Regions from separate parts of the Homo sapiens genome. Here region 1 is linked to region 2. Evidence: chromatin loops called from intact Hi-C (ENCODE). Cell type or tissue: heart right ventricle. All regions are shown on one strand. Each heading gives the region's core, and the rest is flanking DNA. Links, peaks and the distances in the headings are about the cores only. Region 1 holds the start of KRTAP9-2 (keratin associated protein 9-2). Region 2 has its middle 3.7 kb from the start of KRTAP4-4.

Region 1 (5,337 bases), core at 1-5,000, 61 kb before region 2:
TTGCTCACTGAGGTGTGGGAAAAAATAATTTGGGATTTTTTTGTGAATAAAAATATTATTTGCAAATATGAGAGATTATTTCTCTCATTGTTAAATAAACTCAAGTGCATGTCTTGCTAGTGCTGACTTCCAATGTCATTTCTACTATGTTGAGAGTTAAATGTAAGTGTCCTTGGGCAGAAAGAGAGGACCTCAGCTTGGATCAGAATCTGTCCTTTATTAGCTACATAACATCACATATTAATTTTTTTTCAGGTGAAAAATGAAGGTAATAATGCATGACCACCTGTTTTGAGAATCAAATTGGATAATAACTATGGTATGTGATATGTGTGTAAATCCCATATCAGGAGTGCTTTCAAATAAAACAAAACACTATATGAGATGAGGATGGTTCAGAATTTATTCAGAAACATATAGGTAAGGATTTCTGCTACCAGGGACACAACACAAATTTATCATGAAAAGAAGAAAGAAGGATACAAGAACGATGAGGAGGATATTGAAAACAAAAAAAAGATTGCAAAGATCATCGATCAGTTGCAGAAACCTAAATTCCTTAGAAGCAGGGAATGAAGCTCTTGACTTTAGAGTCAAAGCTGAGACCATGACTCAAACTTGAGAACAGATGAAGCTGGCACATGATCCACAAGGTGTAAGGAAAAAGAGAATCAGGATGAAGTATTCTGCCCTCCCTCAAGCAGATTTCCAAGATTTTAAACATGTAGAGAATTCATAAAAATTTGGGTGAGAGCATGGTGGCTGTCAGCAGCAAATTAAATTAGTCCCCCAAAAGATGAGTCAGTTGAGCAGAAATTTGTTGTGTGAGGATGGTGGTTCTCTTGGAACGTGATCAGCAGCAAGAAGGCTGGCAGCAGCTGGACACACAGGTGGGCTGGAAGCAAGTGGTCCTGCAGCAGGTGGTCTCACAGCAGGCTGGGCGGCAGCAGGGCTGGCAGCAGTTGGAGCCACAGCTCTGGTTTAGGCAACCAGGCAGGCAGACAGTCGTGGGGTAGTAGCAGGTTCTTCTGCAGTACACAGGTGCACAGGAGCTGCTCTGGCCACAGCTGGACCCACAGCTGGTTTGGCCACAGCAGCTGGACCCACAGCAGGTGGGCTGGCAGCAGGGTGTGCTGCAGCAGGAAGGCTGGCAGCAGCTGGTCACACAGGTGGGCTGGCAGCAGGTGGTCCTACAGCAGGTGTTTTGACAGCAAGTTGGGCGGCAGCAAGGCTGGCAGCAGCTGGACACACAGCAGGCGGGCTGGCAGCAGGGTGTGCTGCTGCAGGTGGTCACAGTGGTGGGCTTCCAGCAGGTGGTCCTGCAGCAGGTGGTCCTGCAGCAGGTAGGCTGACAGCAAGGGGAGCAACAGTGGGTCATGGTGTCAGGGGTGGAGGGTGGGCTTCTGTTCAGAGGTGAGTTTCCCAGAATCTGATGACCCCTTGCAATCTGGACCTTTTATACATCTGGCCTCCAAAGTTTCCACCAATCAGCAGGACTTTTCCTTGTTGTTGTTTACACTGTTTTCCATACTCCCTTTGCGATTGTCAAAGGGGAAGTTGTTTCTGAAATCTTATGAATCTTTTGAAAGTAAGGGTTTAATCTGTTTCTTAATTGAGAATTACTCATAAAAACTTTGTTTCAGATAAAAGGAAGGCAGTCTCATCACCAGCATCATTCCTGCTCTGACCATCATCTGGTCATGTGATAGTTCCTGGTGATCCGGGAAGCAGATAGTTCTCTCTGTCCAGCCTCATGGTTGACTGTATGTAGACTGGGAAATGTCTGTGGGCAGTCGCGTGATGCTGTTATGTTCACAGTGATGCATTGAATCCGTGCCCGGCACCAAGCCTATTTACCCACAAAAGTCTGATTCAAGAGTAACAAGCATCTTTCTCGCTACAAACTATTCCACCTGTGTCTTCCAGTTCTATTACACTCACTAGGGAAAGGGTGTTTGGCACAATGTATTCCAAAATGCAGAGCTAGACCAAAGCAGGTGGGTAGAAAAAGGAGTCCACTGGGATTCAGAAAGCATCGAGTGTCTCTGTGATGGTGTTGCCATTTACCCTGATTTGCCTGGGACTGAAGGGTTTACCAGCATGGGACTCTCTGTGACGTAAGTGCTCTAGATTCGGGCAAATCAAGCTGAGTTCTGGTCCTAGCTTGTTAATTCTAATACTTTTTGTATTTTTTTTTGGTGTGACAGAAAATTGCACATGTGCAGTCATGACTCATAAAAAATAGTAATAGTTTTCTTCGCTTTATAAGAGTATTTTTAATCTTGCTTTTTTTTTGGCCCTTGTCCAGGGGTAGACCCTCCAGGGCAATGTCTAATAGAATGGTGTAGTGTATATCTTTTTATATTCGTTGGATAGAAAGGAGAACTCTCAGTATTTCACAATTAATTACGATGCTTTCTGTCTTTTTTGTAGATTCATTTCATCATAGCAACAGGTCTTGTTCTATTCCTTATTTTCTGAGAGACAGAAAACTGAAAATGTACTGAAATTTACAAAATGCTTTTTCTTTATAAGCTGAAATAATGTTATGATTATTCTACCTTTTCAGTAAGTGTTGTTTTATTCTATGTTTTTTGAGACAGAGTCTTGCTTCGTCACCCAGGCTGGAGTGCAGTGGTACAATCTTGGCTCACTGCAATCTCCACCTCCCGGGTTCAAGAGATTCTCTTGCCTCAGCCTCCTGAGTAGCTGGGACTATGGGAGCACACCACCATGCCCAGCTAACTTTTGTATTTTTAATAGAGACAGAGTTTCACCATGTTGGCCAGCTGATCGCAAACTCCTGACCTCAAGAGATCCACCTGCCTCGGCTTCCCAAAATGTGTTATTTTAAAAGTTGATTAATGTTCAAATATTAGCCCAGTCTTGCATTTCTGAAAACAATTCATGTGGTTACGATCATATGTATATGCCATTGGATTTTATTTACTTATATTTTGTTTAGGATATTTACTATCATTGCATTCCAAAAATATATTCTCCTATTCTTACTCTATTTCCTCTACCTTCTCTAAGTAAAGAAATTCCGAATATAGCAAAATTCCTACCCTTCTGTGCCCAATTTGACCTTGATGTGACCCCCTGTATTGGTTTTTCTAAAGGCAATTTCATGCCCCATGAAATACTCTAGCAGTTCTATTGCAGAGTGTGGGCTTGGGGATCAACAGTTCTTTTTTCAACAGGGGCACTAGACTATCCCATGGGTCCCTTTCAAACACACACACCCCATGGGGGGAACTCCCAGGAGATACTTGTAGCCCAGTTGTAGTCTTTCTTATCTACTTTGACAGAAACAATGAAGTCTAGCCCAATTATCTGAAATCTGTACTTAGTCATTTCTACAACAATATTGTGTTAATCTAGAAAACGTGAGTGAGGAATTGTCTTTAATCTGCAACTCAAATTATAGGAGGAGGAAATTACATCAGCATATGTAGGTATCAGTTAAATTCATTGAGGAGAACCTGGGGGAAAGTGTGATTGGTGGATCCCAAATAACGAGACAGTGGTATCAGATTATCACTTGATTAACAAACACATAAAACATGAGAGCCCATGCAGCTCTCTAACAACAGGCCTATTGCACTGAGTTTTACATGTAGATTTTTGAAGAGAGTGGAAAGTAAACACTGAGTTTCCTGAGAATATAAGTAGACGTGTATGACAGAATATCATTATCGGTTCTTAAATATTATGGCAGAAATGAATGAAGTGAAAGTTTACACTAACATGTAAGAAATATCACTATTTAGACCCTACAGAGGGATGGCTTTGGATAGAAAAATAAGATTAGATTGCCCTTGGAACTTCAAAGTTACACAAAAAGAAACAGAGCAAAGTTATGCACAGGCATCTTAAAAAGAATGAATGGCTTCGAAGCTAGCCAAATTTATTCTAGTCTGGTAAGGATTTGAAAATGAATATTTCTTATATGGGAATGTGGCATTCAAATTCTTCCCTCTGGGAATATATGTAGGAGTGAAATTGCCACGTCATAGGAAACACTTATAATCAGCATTAGTAGAAAGAAAAAAGCAGTGTTTCAACATTTTACAACCAGTAGTGACTCCTGCTTGACCCTAATATTGTGAACCTTCTGAATTGTACTGGTATGTATTTATGTTTTAGATTTGCATTTATTTGATGACTAATGTCTAATAGGCATTGGTTGTTCCTTTTTCCTTTTTCATAAGATGCCTGTTCAAGTCTTCTACCCATACTTCTTCATGGTTGTTAATTTCTTAGTGTTTTATAGATTTTGGACGTATGTTCTGACTAGTGTATAGATAGATAGATAGATAGATAGATAGATAGATAGATAGATAGATAGATAATGTGGAGATTATTTTCTATAAACTTATATAAGATATATATGTATCAGGAGTTTATCATTTATTGAGTGGATATGGTATAAATATTTTGTCACATGCTGTGTTTTATCTTTCCTTTTTGCTCTCTTTTTTTTGTTAAATTTTGTTTTTAATTTTTACCAAAACATGAATCCTGTTATTGTCATTTAACAATGGGGATAGGTTCTGAGAAATGAACCACTAGGTAATTTTGTCATTGTGTGAACATTGTAGAGTGTACTTAAACCTGGATCATATAGCTTACTATACATCTAGGCTATTTGATATGGCCTATTTTTAAAAATTATACTTTAAGTTCTGGGGTACATGTGCAGAACGTGCAAATTTGTTACATAAGTATACACGTGCCATGGTGGTTTGCTGCACCCATCAACCCGTCATCTACATTAGGTATTTCACTTAATGCTATCCCTCCTGTATCCCCCTACTCCCTGACAGGCCCTGGTGTGTGATGTTCCCCTCCCTGTGTCCATGTGTGCTCATTGTTCAGCTCTCACTTATGAGTGAGAACATGCAGTGTTTGGTTTTCTGTTCTTGTGTTAGTTTGCTGAGAATAATGGTTTCCAGCTTCATCCATGTCCCTGCAAAGGACATGAACTCATTTTTTTTATGGCTACATAGTATTCCATGGTGTATATGTGCCACATTTTCTTTATCCAGTCTATCACTGATGGGCATTTGTGTTGGTTCCAAGTCTTTGCTATTGCAAACAGTGCTGCAATAAACATATGTGTGCATGTGCCTTTATAGTAGAATGATTTATAATCATTTGGGTATATACTCAGTAATGGGATTGCTGGGGCAAATGGTATTTCTGGTTCTAGATCCTTCAGGAATTGCCACACTGTCTTCCACAGTGGTTGAACTAATTTACAGTCCCACCAACAGTGTAAAAATGTGCCTATTTCTCCACATCCTCTCCAGCCTCTGTTGTTTCTTGCCTTTT
Region 2 (5,398 bases), core at 159-5,158:
ATGTTGTCAAACACCCTAATAATTAAAACATTAAATTGGCATTCTCCAATTAGATTTTATCCAAGCCAGAATTCAGTCTCATAGTAGAAACAGGAGAAGAATTTAAGAGACATTTTTGAACCTAACACATATAACATGAAAGCTGTGGAATATAACTGCCAGCACAAAAAAACTGTCTTCAATAAGCTGCATCCCATGATGTGATTTAAACTAATTTAAACAGAAGCAGCTCAATGTAGAGTATATTCTGTGGACTTGAGAATTATACAGAGTTGAGGCTGAATTCTGACTGTACTGCATGCCACCTATGATCTTAGACATGGCATTTAAACTCTGTCAACCTAGGATTACTTTTCTCTTAAGAAGGGATCATAATAACTCAAAAACACATGAAGGTAATCATAAAATGTCAATGAGATAAAGGTGCCTGGTTGACAAATAAAAGCATGCTCTCTCATCATCACTGGCCATCAGAGAAATGCAAATCAAAACCACAATGAGATGCCATCTCACACCAGTTAGAATGGCAATCATTAAAAAGTCAGGAAACAACAGGTGCTGGAGAGGATGTGGAGAAATAGGAACACTTTTACACTGTTGGTGGGACTGTAAACTAGTTCAACCATTGTGGAAGTCAGTGTGGCGATTCCTCAGGGATCTAGAACTGGAAATACCATTTGACCCAGCCATCCCATTACTGGGTATATACCCAAAGGAGTATAAATCATGTTGCTATAAAGACACATGCACACTCATGTTTATTGTGGCACTATTCACAATAGCAAAGACTTGGAACCAACCCAAATGTCCAACAATGATAGACTGGATTAAGAAAATGTGGCACATATACACCATGGAATACTATGCGGCCATAAAAAATGATGAGTTCATGTCCTTTGTAGGGACATGGATGAAATTGGAAATCATCATTCTCAGTAAACTATCGCAAGAACAAAAAACCAAACACTGCATGTTCTCACTCATAGGTGGGAATTGAACAATGAGATCACATGGACACAGGTAGGGGAATATCACACCTGGGGACTGTTGTGGGGTGGGGGGAGGGGGGAGGGATAGCATTGGGAGATATACCTAACGCTAGATGACGAGTTAGTGGGTGCAGCGCACCAGCATGGCACATGTATACATATGTAACTAACCTGCACAATGTGCACATGTACCCTAAAACTTAAAGTATAATAAAAAAAAAGAAAACTAACAATTTAGAGTTGAAATATAAATCACTAAGCATATCCTCTAAAAGTTGTTTAACCAAGTGAAGATATGTACAATACCATGTACTAAGTTGCTATCATATATTTTCAAGTGAGGTGCAACTAGTATTAGTTTGTCATAGCCAAATAGCTAAACTACAATAATAATTATTAGCTAAGGGATTACTCCAATATAACTTTTAAAAAGTTTTCTCACTATATTCATGGGTTAGCCACTATTCCATATTATCTTGTAAGCCACAGTATGTTCGTTATAACCCAAACCTACTGTGACTTGTTAACTGTTAAAAAATAATTACTATATAATTCTTTGTATAAGCTGGGGGGTAATTGAATGATTAAAAAATTAATAAGAAATAGGCTATTTCAAAAAATGGAAATTTTTTTGTTATTAATTATTAATCAATGCAGAAAATACAATTTTCCATGAAGAAAATATTAGCAAAAACTTCTAGCTGAATAGCAGAAAGAATTTGGAATTTAAGTTTGGAAGGCGTATCAAGGATATGTTCATAATGGGATACAGTTGCATATTCTTAATTGCTTATTTTGCATGCTTTGATGAATATTGAATACTATTATCCATGTAACATAAATATTTAATTCCCTTCATAGTTCTGAAATGGAATTCAGGGCACTTAAAAAATCCCATTAACTAGAGTAAAAATAATTGTGTATTAAAATTATTGTAAGAAGGAGAACAAATCAAGAAAAAGATTTATAAAAATATGTGAAAATGCCTGACTTGCATGCAAATTACATGGAGGGAAAAGAAATGAATGCTTGCTGTGAACTTACCCTTTGGATCATTTTTAAGTTTAGCTCATTTATAAAAATAAATATTTCAGTACCCGATTTTTTTCCCAATTTACATTGCTTGTAGAAATATAGTTGGTGAATTGCATAAGATTCGGACTACTAAGAACTCAACAAGAACATAAATGCAGAGCCCCACCTTATTGTCTCCGAGTTTTACAGAAAGTATTTTAAACAAAAGTCTTATGAACTACTCAATAAGATAAGGAAAATAAAGTACATGTATAACTATTGGAAAAATGATGACAGAGTGTATGATATGCCTGATGTGTGTTTCTAATTGAAAGATAAAAGTTATTTAAAACACTGTAAATGCTCACAAACTGGCCAATTACCCAATCTTAAAAAGAATAATCTCTGAATTTTCCTATATACATATCCACACATCGAAAAAAAAATCCCATGTAGTTAAACATAGACACATGAAAAATAAGAATAAATATATGAAAATATCCAAAAAAAAAGCATGCTGTCTTTTACTACCAATTAGCCTCTTTTTTTTTTACTTTTGTAAATAACGATAGATTTTGAAATAACTATAGATTAACATGAAGTTGAATAAGACAAAGTTCCCTGTACCCTTCACTCAGTTTCCCTCAGTGGTTGCTTCTCATAGGATCATAGTACATGTCAAATCCCAAAATCTGACATTGGTACTAAATTCTAGGGATCTAGTAACTAGCATGGTGATTATAGTTAATAATACTGTATTGAGTACTTGAAATTTTCTGAAAAAGTAGATCTTAATTGTTCTCATTACACACACAGGAAACAATAACTACGTGAGGTGATAGGTATTAACTAACTTGGTTGTGATAATCATCTCACAATATATACATATCAAGGCATCATGTTGTACCCTTGATATACATAAAATTTTATTTGCCAACTCTACCTCAATAAAGCTGGGGAAAAATGAAAGTGCTGAAGTACTAGAAGAAATCGTGAGAGATTTCTAAACATAATGCAAATTTACATTAAGCAAAACACACACGCTCACCTTACAAAGAAAAAAAATAGTCAATTCATGTAAATAAAAGTGATCTCCACTGAGTCATCGGTAGGTACCAGTCATCAGGGTTCTTCAAGGATGTGATTCTTTTCCCATAATTCAAGTTCTCGAGGAAATCTTAGAGTTGTTCTCATACACCATAAACGGGCTCACCAGGGTTTTAACCCCGTAACAGCTTGGAACCTGCTTCTGTTCATTCTGACTGAGGACAAAGGCTCAGGACCTCAATACGATGCTGTGTCTGGGTGCATCAGAGCCAGTGCAGACTCAGAACACCAGCCAGTGCTGAAGCAGGGGCCCACTCAGGAGCCAGATTGTTATCATCCTGGTTGTGTAAGCCTGGAAATCAGGACCAGGGCAGCAGTAGAAACTGGTTAACAGTATAACATTATATTCCACTTATTAGACTTACATGGACCTGAGTGCAGAGAGGGAAGCTCAAAGTAATTTCATCCAATTCCCTCCATCTGGCTCTTGCATGTGCCTCAGTCAGAAACACCAGCTCACACTGAAACCCCCTCCCCTGATTATCTCTAGAGGCAGCCATTTCATAAAGCACCTTCCTCATGTTGTGTCAGATTTTGTTTCTCCCTAGGAACATCCTATCTTCCCTATCCTATATCAGCCCATGGCAGCCATCTGAGGAAGTCCATTCTCATACAGAGCCCCTTCAGGCTGCACTGCCATTGCTTTGTTCCACTTTTCTCCTTTTTAGGTTACATTTCCAAAGTGTTTCCATTTGTTCCTCATTGATCATAATGCCACCCTCACAGCAACTTTGCTTTTCATAAACCCCAATTTATCTTTATCCTTCTAGCCTGGATTGAAATGCATTTTCCAGATGTGTTCTGAACACTCTTGGAGGATTAGAAATGCCTCATCTACCTTAGTAAATGTTCCACTTTCATGAATGTTTCAAGTTTGCATGCAGGAGTTAACACAGTGTTAGTGGCAGTAAGTGGTTGGCAGTAAGTGTGAACTAATACTGAGGTTACTAAAGTGTGACACACCTAAGTAATCCTCATCATAAACTGCTTCAAGGTCTTCTTATACACATACAGTGGTTGTTTCTAGACGAGAAGTTCTCAACCTGCCTTTCTACTGCATGCCTGCAGTAATAGAGCTCATTGTGGTGATCCAGGTTGAGTACCCCATATCTGAAATGCTTGGCACCAGAAGTGTTTCAAATGTCAAGTTTTTTCAGAGTTGGAATATTCGCATTATACTTGTTGAGCATCCCTAATGCAAAAACATGAAATCCTAAATGTTCTATTGGGCATTTTCTTTGAGCATCATATAGGTACTCAAAAAGGTTTGGGTTTTGGAGAATTTCAGATTTCAGATTTTCAGATAAGATGTCCTCAACTTGTAATATTCTATCTGGTGAAGGGATGCTAAGAGGGGACACAACCTTAGGGTGTGTGTATAGTTAAATAAATACTCCCAGTAAATTTAGATATATTCACTCCTCCCCAATCTCGTTTGCCATGCTGCATTAATAACCACTCATTTGATCTACAATTGGTTCTGATATTTCATCTTGTTAGGTTTGATTCCTTGTGAGAGTATTTCTGTAGTTTTGGAAACATGGTTCTGCCATTTGGCATATTCACTTTTTCTTACCTTCATGGCCCCCAAATATTTAGATGAGCATGTTTTATGGAAAGACCCTCAGCAGAGTTGGGGTGTCCATAGTATCCTCAGAGAGACCAGTCCAAACAGAAATTGCTAACCCAAGAGCATCCCAAAGTGGAGGGTGGCACAAAGACAGGAAGTTTCTGCCTTCTTCCTTGGGTTTCTTTAACATCCAGGTTTGGGGGAGTGTGTGTGTGTGTGTGTTTGAGTGTGTGTGTGTGTGTGTGTGCATAATATTCCTAAGGTAAAGGGCCTTAGGAGATAAAGGTAAATACATATATATATAAATATATATATTTCTAAATATGTTATTGTATATATTATATATATATTTATACATACTATTAAATACAAACATATATGAAGAATATATATTATATATTCATAAATATGTAAATATATATATTCCTATATTACCTATATATAAGGTTCTCTATCTACCCATCTATATATGTATAATATATATATATATTCCTAAGGTCCTTTGGCAGAATATATATATTCCCCCAAACCTGTGTGTGTGTGAGTGTATATATATATATACATATACATCAAAAGAAAATTATGGGCCTAGAAGAATTAAAATCACCCAAGGTCAGACATAATGTGTGTGTATGTGTGCGTGTGTGTGTGTATATATATATATATATATATATATACACACACACACGCACACATACACACACATACATACACACAC

Evidence for each region. Peaks named below come from ENCODE experiments on the same cell type or tissue, not always from the same donor. Only the 100,000 strongest peaks of a DNase experiment are listed, where the experiment ranks them.
Region 1: it touches region 2 in a loop (7-fold over the local background); 2 of 110 quality-filtered maps call a loop at or near these places.

Annotation. Positions count from the first base shown.
Region 1 is chr17:41,222,696-41,228,032 of GRCh38, reverse strand. It overlaps KRTAP9-2 (keratin associated protein 9-2), which reads right to left and starts at 1,385. Exons shown (of 1, transcript NM_031961.3): 1 at 381-1,385. The coding sequence starts at 1,378. The coding sequence ends at 854. In heart right ventricle, for the core only: no CTCF peak of the experiment used is centred there; no DNase peak of the experiment used is centred there; H3K27me3 peaks cover 1,159 bases.
Region 2 is chr17:41,161,746-41,167,143 of GRCh38, reverse strand. No RefSeq gene overlaps it. Among named protein-coding and RNA genes, the nearest start is that of KRTAP4-4, 3.7 kb to the right of the region's middle. In heart right ventricle, for the core only: no CTCF peak of the experiment used is centred there; no DNase peak of the experiment used is centred there; H3K27me3 peaks cover 1,391 bases.